Regions from separate parts of the Homo sapiens genome. Here region 2 is linked to region 1. Evidence: chromatin loops called from intact Hi-C (ENCODE). Cell type or tissue: IMR-90. All regions are shown on one strand. Links, peaks and the distances in the headings refer to the core of each region. The heading gives the core; the rest is flanking DNA.

What was found. A loop is a pair of places that touch in the nucleus more often than their neighbours do. Peaks named below come from ENCODE experiments on the same cell type or tissue, not always from the same donor. Only the 100,000 strongest peaks of a DNase experiment are listed, where the experiment ranks them.
Region 2: a loop joins it to region 1, with 7 times the contacts of the local background. A loop is called at or near these places in 7 of 110 quality-filtered maps.

Annotation. Positions count from the first base shown.
Region 1 is chr18:48,474,389-48,477,307 of GRCh38, reverse strand. It overlaps the pseudogene RNA5SP456. Among named protein-coding and RNA genes, the nearest start is that of CTIF, 63 kb to the left of the region's middle. In IMR-90, for the core only: a CTCF peak has its summit at 1,234 (motif pointing left); a DNase peak (open chromatin) is centred at 1,207; H3K27me3 peaks cover 251 bases.
Region 2 is chr18:49,240,542-49,243,460 of GRCh38, reverse strand. The region is part of intron 13 of DYM (dymeclin); the gene reads left to right. Among named protein-coding and RNA genes, the nearest start is that of MIR4744, 190 kb to the right of the region's middle. In IMR-90, for the core only: no CTCF peak of the experiment used is centred there; a DNase peak (open chromatin) is centred at 1,400.

The DNA of each region.
Region 1 (2,919 bases), core at 287-2,786:
CACATTTAGTGATCTTCATATGTTGAAATATCCTTGCAACTTGATCATGGTATGTAATCTTTTTGATATGCTGTTAGATTCAGTTTGCTAGTATTTTGCTGAGAAATTTTGCAACTATGTTCATCAGGAATTTTGGCCTATAGTTTTCTTTTTTAGTTGTGTCCTGGTCTGCTTTTGGCATCAGGGTAATGCTGGTCTTGTAGAATGAGTTTGGAAGAATTCCTTTGCCTTCAATTTTCTGGAATAGTTGCAGAAAAAAATAGTATTAGTTCTTTAAAATTCGTAGAATTCAGCAGTGAAGCCAACCAGTCTAAAGGGAGCAATTTTGAGGCCTTCCACAGATACCCTCAGATCCCACCTATGGCAACCTCTGCTGGCTTTAACCAAAACCTACCCCCTCTAAGTCAATTCTCCCTCATCCTCCTGAATTGGAGTGGGGAGTTGCTTCTCTCTATACATCCGTAGAGGGGTTTTACATGCAAAGATGATATTTTGTCGCCCCTCCCTTACTTTCAAAGCAATTCCTGGTAGAATTCAGAACATCTCAGCCCTGTCTACAGAGAAGTGGGTCTGCACAGTCCTTTGTGGAGTCTGCAGAGCCGTGTGTGTGACCCACATGGGGTCAAGGACACAGGATCCTACCTATGATCTGGTCTTCATTCCTTCTCAGGGAATGGGGCCAACTCATATTTTGACCTGAGTCAAATAGACCTAAGTTTGAATTCTGCTTCAGCCACTGTCTAGCTGTATAACATTGTGCCTCTTACTTTTTCTGAGCCTGGTTTCCACATATGTAAAATAGGGATGACAACATGTATTTTGCAGGGTAGTTATGAGACCTGAATGATCCAAATGACCATGCTGTGTACTAGCTGTGTGACCTTAAGCAAGTTACTTAACCCTTCGTACCTCTGTACTTATGGGTTGTTATGAGGTATGAGTGCATTAATATTTGCAAAAAGCACATGAGAGTGCCTTGTGCATACAAAACATTACTTAGTGTTAACTATTGTTAATATTAAAGTATGTAAACTGGCTGATGTGCAAAAGGCCTTCAGTAAATGTAAGCTATTTTATCTTCTCCTTCTCAAGCCCACAGGTTCTGACTGTAGAAGTCTGGTTTCTCTGAGGCCACCACAGAGTTCCAGGCAGCCCGTTTATCTGGATTTGAATAGTTTTAAGTAAGTGGCCTTGGTTTGCCTTCTGGCACACAAAAAATAAAGTAACAGAGACACCTAGTGGGAGCTGATAGCAAGTGCTCCAGCAAGTCTGAGTGCCTGTGTCTGGGATCAGGTGGAGACCCGGAGGATGGAACCACTGTGGCCCATGAGTGCACAATGAGGCCAACAGGCTCTCTCGAGCCATGCCAGGGCAGCCTTCACCAATGGGAAGCCCTGCTCATCCACCCTGCAGCTGGTCCTTGTCACCAAGGCTCTGTTCTGAACAACCTCTGGGGACAAAGAGTCTGTTGCTGTATCAGCTCACACGGGTGGACCTAGCCTCAGGTCGTGGTGGGGGATGTAGGAAAGCAGACAGTTTTCTGCTTTGAGGAGTTGGCAGAAAACGATTGGACTTGGCACTTTTTTTGCTGTGTGACCTCGGATGAATCATTTAGCATCTCTGAGCTCCAGTTTCCTTGTGTGCAAAAACAGAGTTAGTAATAGTGAGGATGGTTTAAAATGATGGATGTAGAAAGCGAAGTGCTGAGTCTATGCCCATACCCCCTTGAATGCACCCGAACTTGTCTGATCTCAGAAGCTAAACAGGGTCAGGCCTGGTTAGTACTTGGATGTGACAAAGTTAAGCACTGTGTTGTTGACACACAGGAAGCACCCAATAAATGGTAGCTATTGTTGTTATTGTTATGATTTTATGGTGGATAACCGCACATGAAATAAATAGGGAATAAATCCACACAATATTGAACCAAGTGAAAGCCATCGTAGTTTATAGCAGGTGAGAGACAGGGCTATTCCAGATCTGCAGTAGTTAGGTGAGGCCTCATGGAGAAGACAAGATTTCTGATGAGCCTCTGACTGCAACAACAAACAAATTATACTCCTACTGGCTGAAACAATTATGGGGTGTGTTGGCTCATATAACTTGGTAAGATTTGATCCAGTGCCTTGATGATGTTACGAGGAGCCAATCTTTTCTTTTAAAAATATTCTTGTGACATAAAAAAGATTTAGAAAACGACATAGCATTCACCTTAGGAAATAAAATAGCAAATATAGTTGAGGCTTCCTGGCCCTCCTTCAGTTGCATTTCCCCTTCCCCTACCCTGCAAAAAGAACCACTCTCCTAAATTTGGTGTTTATACTTCCCATGGATGTATTTATGTTATTATTACATATGTGTGTGTTCCTAAACAACATATGGTAAAATTGTATGTTTTAAACCTTTTTATAAATATGTCATAGAGTATGTGTCTGTATTTGTCTGTTTGGGCTGCATAACAAAATACCATAGATTTGGTGGCTTAAACCACAGAAATGTATTTTCTCAAAGTTCTAGAGGCCAGGAAGTCCAAGCTCAAGGTGCCAGCCAGGGAGGTTTCATTCTGCAGACTGTTCTCTAGTCTTGCAGGTAGCTACTGTTTCTCTGGGTGCTCACGTGACCTCTTCCTTGTGCTTGTACAGGGAGAGAAAGAGAGATAGCAAGCTCTTTGATGTCTCCTCATGAGAGCCCCATCCTCAGGACCCCAACTAATGCTAATGATCTCCTAAAGACCCCATCTCCAAATACGATCACATTTGGGGTAGAGTTTCAATATGTTAATTTTGAGGGGATACAGATATTCTGCTCATTTCATTCCACTTCTGCCTCCCACAAAGTTCATGCCCTTCTTACATGCAGATGCATTCATTCCATTCCAACAGTCCCAAAAGTCTTAATTCATTCCAGCATCAACTCTAG
Region 2 (2,919 bases), core at 240-2,739, 770 kb before region 1:
ACTCCTGGCCTCAAGTGATCCACCATCCTTGGCCTCCCAAAGTGCTCATATTACAAGCGTGAGCCACCACGCCCAGCCCTAACAATGATTTCTTCGTGGAGTATTTTAAACAAGAGTAGGTATTTAGGGGACATATAATCATTTATCAGATATTTTCTGTGTGGCTACCATGTGTCAGACATCTCCAGGCATTGGCAATTCACACCATAGACTCATGCTGTCTTCAGAGAGCTTATTGTCTAGCAGGCTCTGTGTTTTACTGTGATGAAAGTGGGACCCAGGAGAAGGCAGCCCGCTCACCTGAGTGTCACGGAAGCCTTACCAGTGAGATGATTGATGCTTGAGTTATATCTGGGAAGAGGAGCAGGTCTCCTCTTTTAAAGTAGCGAGGAGGCAGCTCTTTTCTCTGTCCATCTGGCTCTTGGCCGTTCCCTAAGCTTCCTTTAGAAACCCTAGGTATAGGCCGGGTGCGGTGGCTCACGCCTGTAATCCCAGCACTTTGGGAGGCCGAGACGGGTGGATCACGAGGTCAGGAGATCGAGACCATCCTGGCTAATACGGTGAAACCCCGTCTCTACTAAAAATACAAAAAAATTAGCCGGGCGTGGTGGCGGGCGCCTGTAGTCCCAGCTACTCGGGAGGCTGAGGCAGGAGAATGGCGTGAACCCCAGAGGCGGAGCTTGCAGTGAGCCAAGATGGCGCCACTGCACTCCAGCCTGAGCAACTGAGCTAGACTCCGTCTCAAAAAACAAAAACAAACAAACAAAAATAACGCTAGTTATAACTTGACGTTTTTGGGTGTACTTCCCTTTCAGTGACCTACAGAAGACGCAAAACTTCCTTCATCGAACTTGACTCCCACAAGGTGATGAAAATAAACCATGTATTAAAATACAACCCATCTAGAGGCTGTGTGTCAAGCTGACCTTCATCCAATTTTAATTTGTTTTCTTACTCAGGAAACTTTATTTTTCAATGTATATTACAGTTATAAGATGGTTGAAATACTCAGATTACTTTATGCATTTTTATTGTTATTATTATTTTTTGAGACGGAGTCTTACTCTGTCACACAGGCTGGAGTGTAGTGGCACTTCCCACTCAGTGCAACCTCCGCCTCCCAGTTTCAAGCGATCTTCATGCCTCAGCCTCCCAAGTAGCTGGGACTACAGGCACACACCACCATGCTCAGCTAATTTTTTTGTATTTTTAGTAGAGATGGGGTTTCGCCATGTTGGCCAGGCTGGTCTCAAATTCCTGACTTCAGGTGATCTGCCTGCTTCGGCCTCCCAAAGTGCTGGGATTACACCCGTGAGCCACTGCACCCAGCCCAGATTACTTTAAATTAGATCAGCAGTTCTCAGCCACAGTGGAATGGTGGGGTGGGGTGAGAGCAAGTGGAGTGTAACTCCAGGCAGCCTGTCTGACTCATCTTTGCAGAAAGACGCCTGAAGAACATGTGTGGTGCATGTTGTAGTGCTGGGAAAATGGTTGATAACTCGCAGCGTAGAAGGTGACTTATCGTAGAAACTGAATTTGTACATTATTAACTTAACGACAGTCGAAGCATAATTATTATAGAAGCCTCAAATGAGTGATCAGCTTTTTCCTTTTTAATTTGAAAAATTCGAAATATGTTTGAAGAGAATTATATAATGAAACTTTAGATTGTCAGCCCCTACCTTCGGCAGATATCAGTTCTTGACAAACTATTTCATTTATTTCCCCTCCTTTTTCTCCCTACCCTGGATTATTTGGAAGCAATTCCTGACATCATTTCATCTATCAGAATTGCATTATGTAAAGAGGTACATTTTTATGAATATCCATTTATTATTTGGTCCCTCTACAAGTGGTGGAGAGAAAAATAAAATCAGGTTACCACCATCTTCCAAAACATGGAAATTAGCCATAGTTTTGGTCCTTAGTCATTTAGAATCTGATTGAGTTCGGGGCTTACTCTATCACTCATATTGCTAGTCAGTGTTATATGGATGCTGTCTTATTTAATTATAAGTCTAGCCATCTATAAGGTACAGAATTTCTGTTTAATAGGTGAGGAAACTGAGACTCAGACTGAAACTTAGCCAAGGTCATGTAGCTAATAGTGTGGAGCTGAAATTGAAATCCAAGTTTGACCCTAGCGTAGAAATGTTCTTTTTGGCAGACCTGACATTGATAAAGCTGAAAAGGATAGGCAGACATCATCTACCTTATACCTGCACTCAGATTCTCAGTTGTGAGTGAGTAGAATGTCCACTATATAAAGTTTCTGTGCAGTCTTGGATCACTTCTGTGCATTGATTCTCGAAGTGTGTTCTGTGGGCCACAGAGAGTCCATGGAGTCTAAGCCTTTTATAATAAGACATCATTTGCCATTTCCACTGTGCTGACATTTGCATCAAGGGTACAATAGCAAAGTTGGGGTAAAACTGCTGAGACCTTAGCATAAATCAAGTGGTGCCTAACTGTACTAGTACTCACTATATTTTCCACAACCACACACACATTTGTGGTAAAATAAAAACCATCTTCACTGAAAAATGTCCTTGGCGAAATAGTAAAAATGATTAGTTGTTATAAATCTTGACCCTTGAGTACATCTTTTTGATATTTTCTGTTGTAAAACTAGAAGCTCACATAATGCACTTCTACTCCATACTGGGTTCCAATGATTGTCTTGAGGAAAAGCAGGTGTGTGATAGAGTTGTGAGCTGAACTAGCCACTTTTCTGATGGAATAGCATTTTTACACGAAAGAACATGAGACAGTCTTGGCAGAGAGGAAACTGCCAGTGTTGGTTGCCAATAAAAAAAATTTTCAAGTCAAAATTAAAATTTCGAAAAACTTATATTTGGCATCATGAGTTTGACAACTTCCTAATAATTTAGACTTTTGTTATAACATCAATGATGTTAG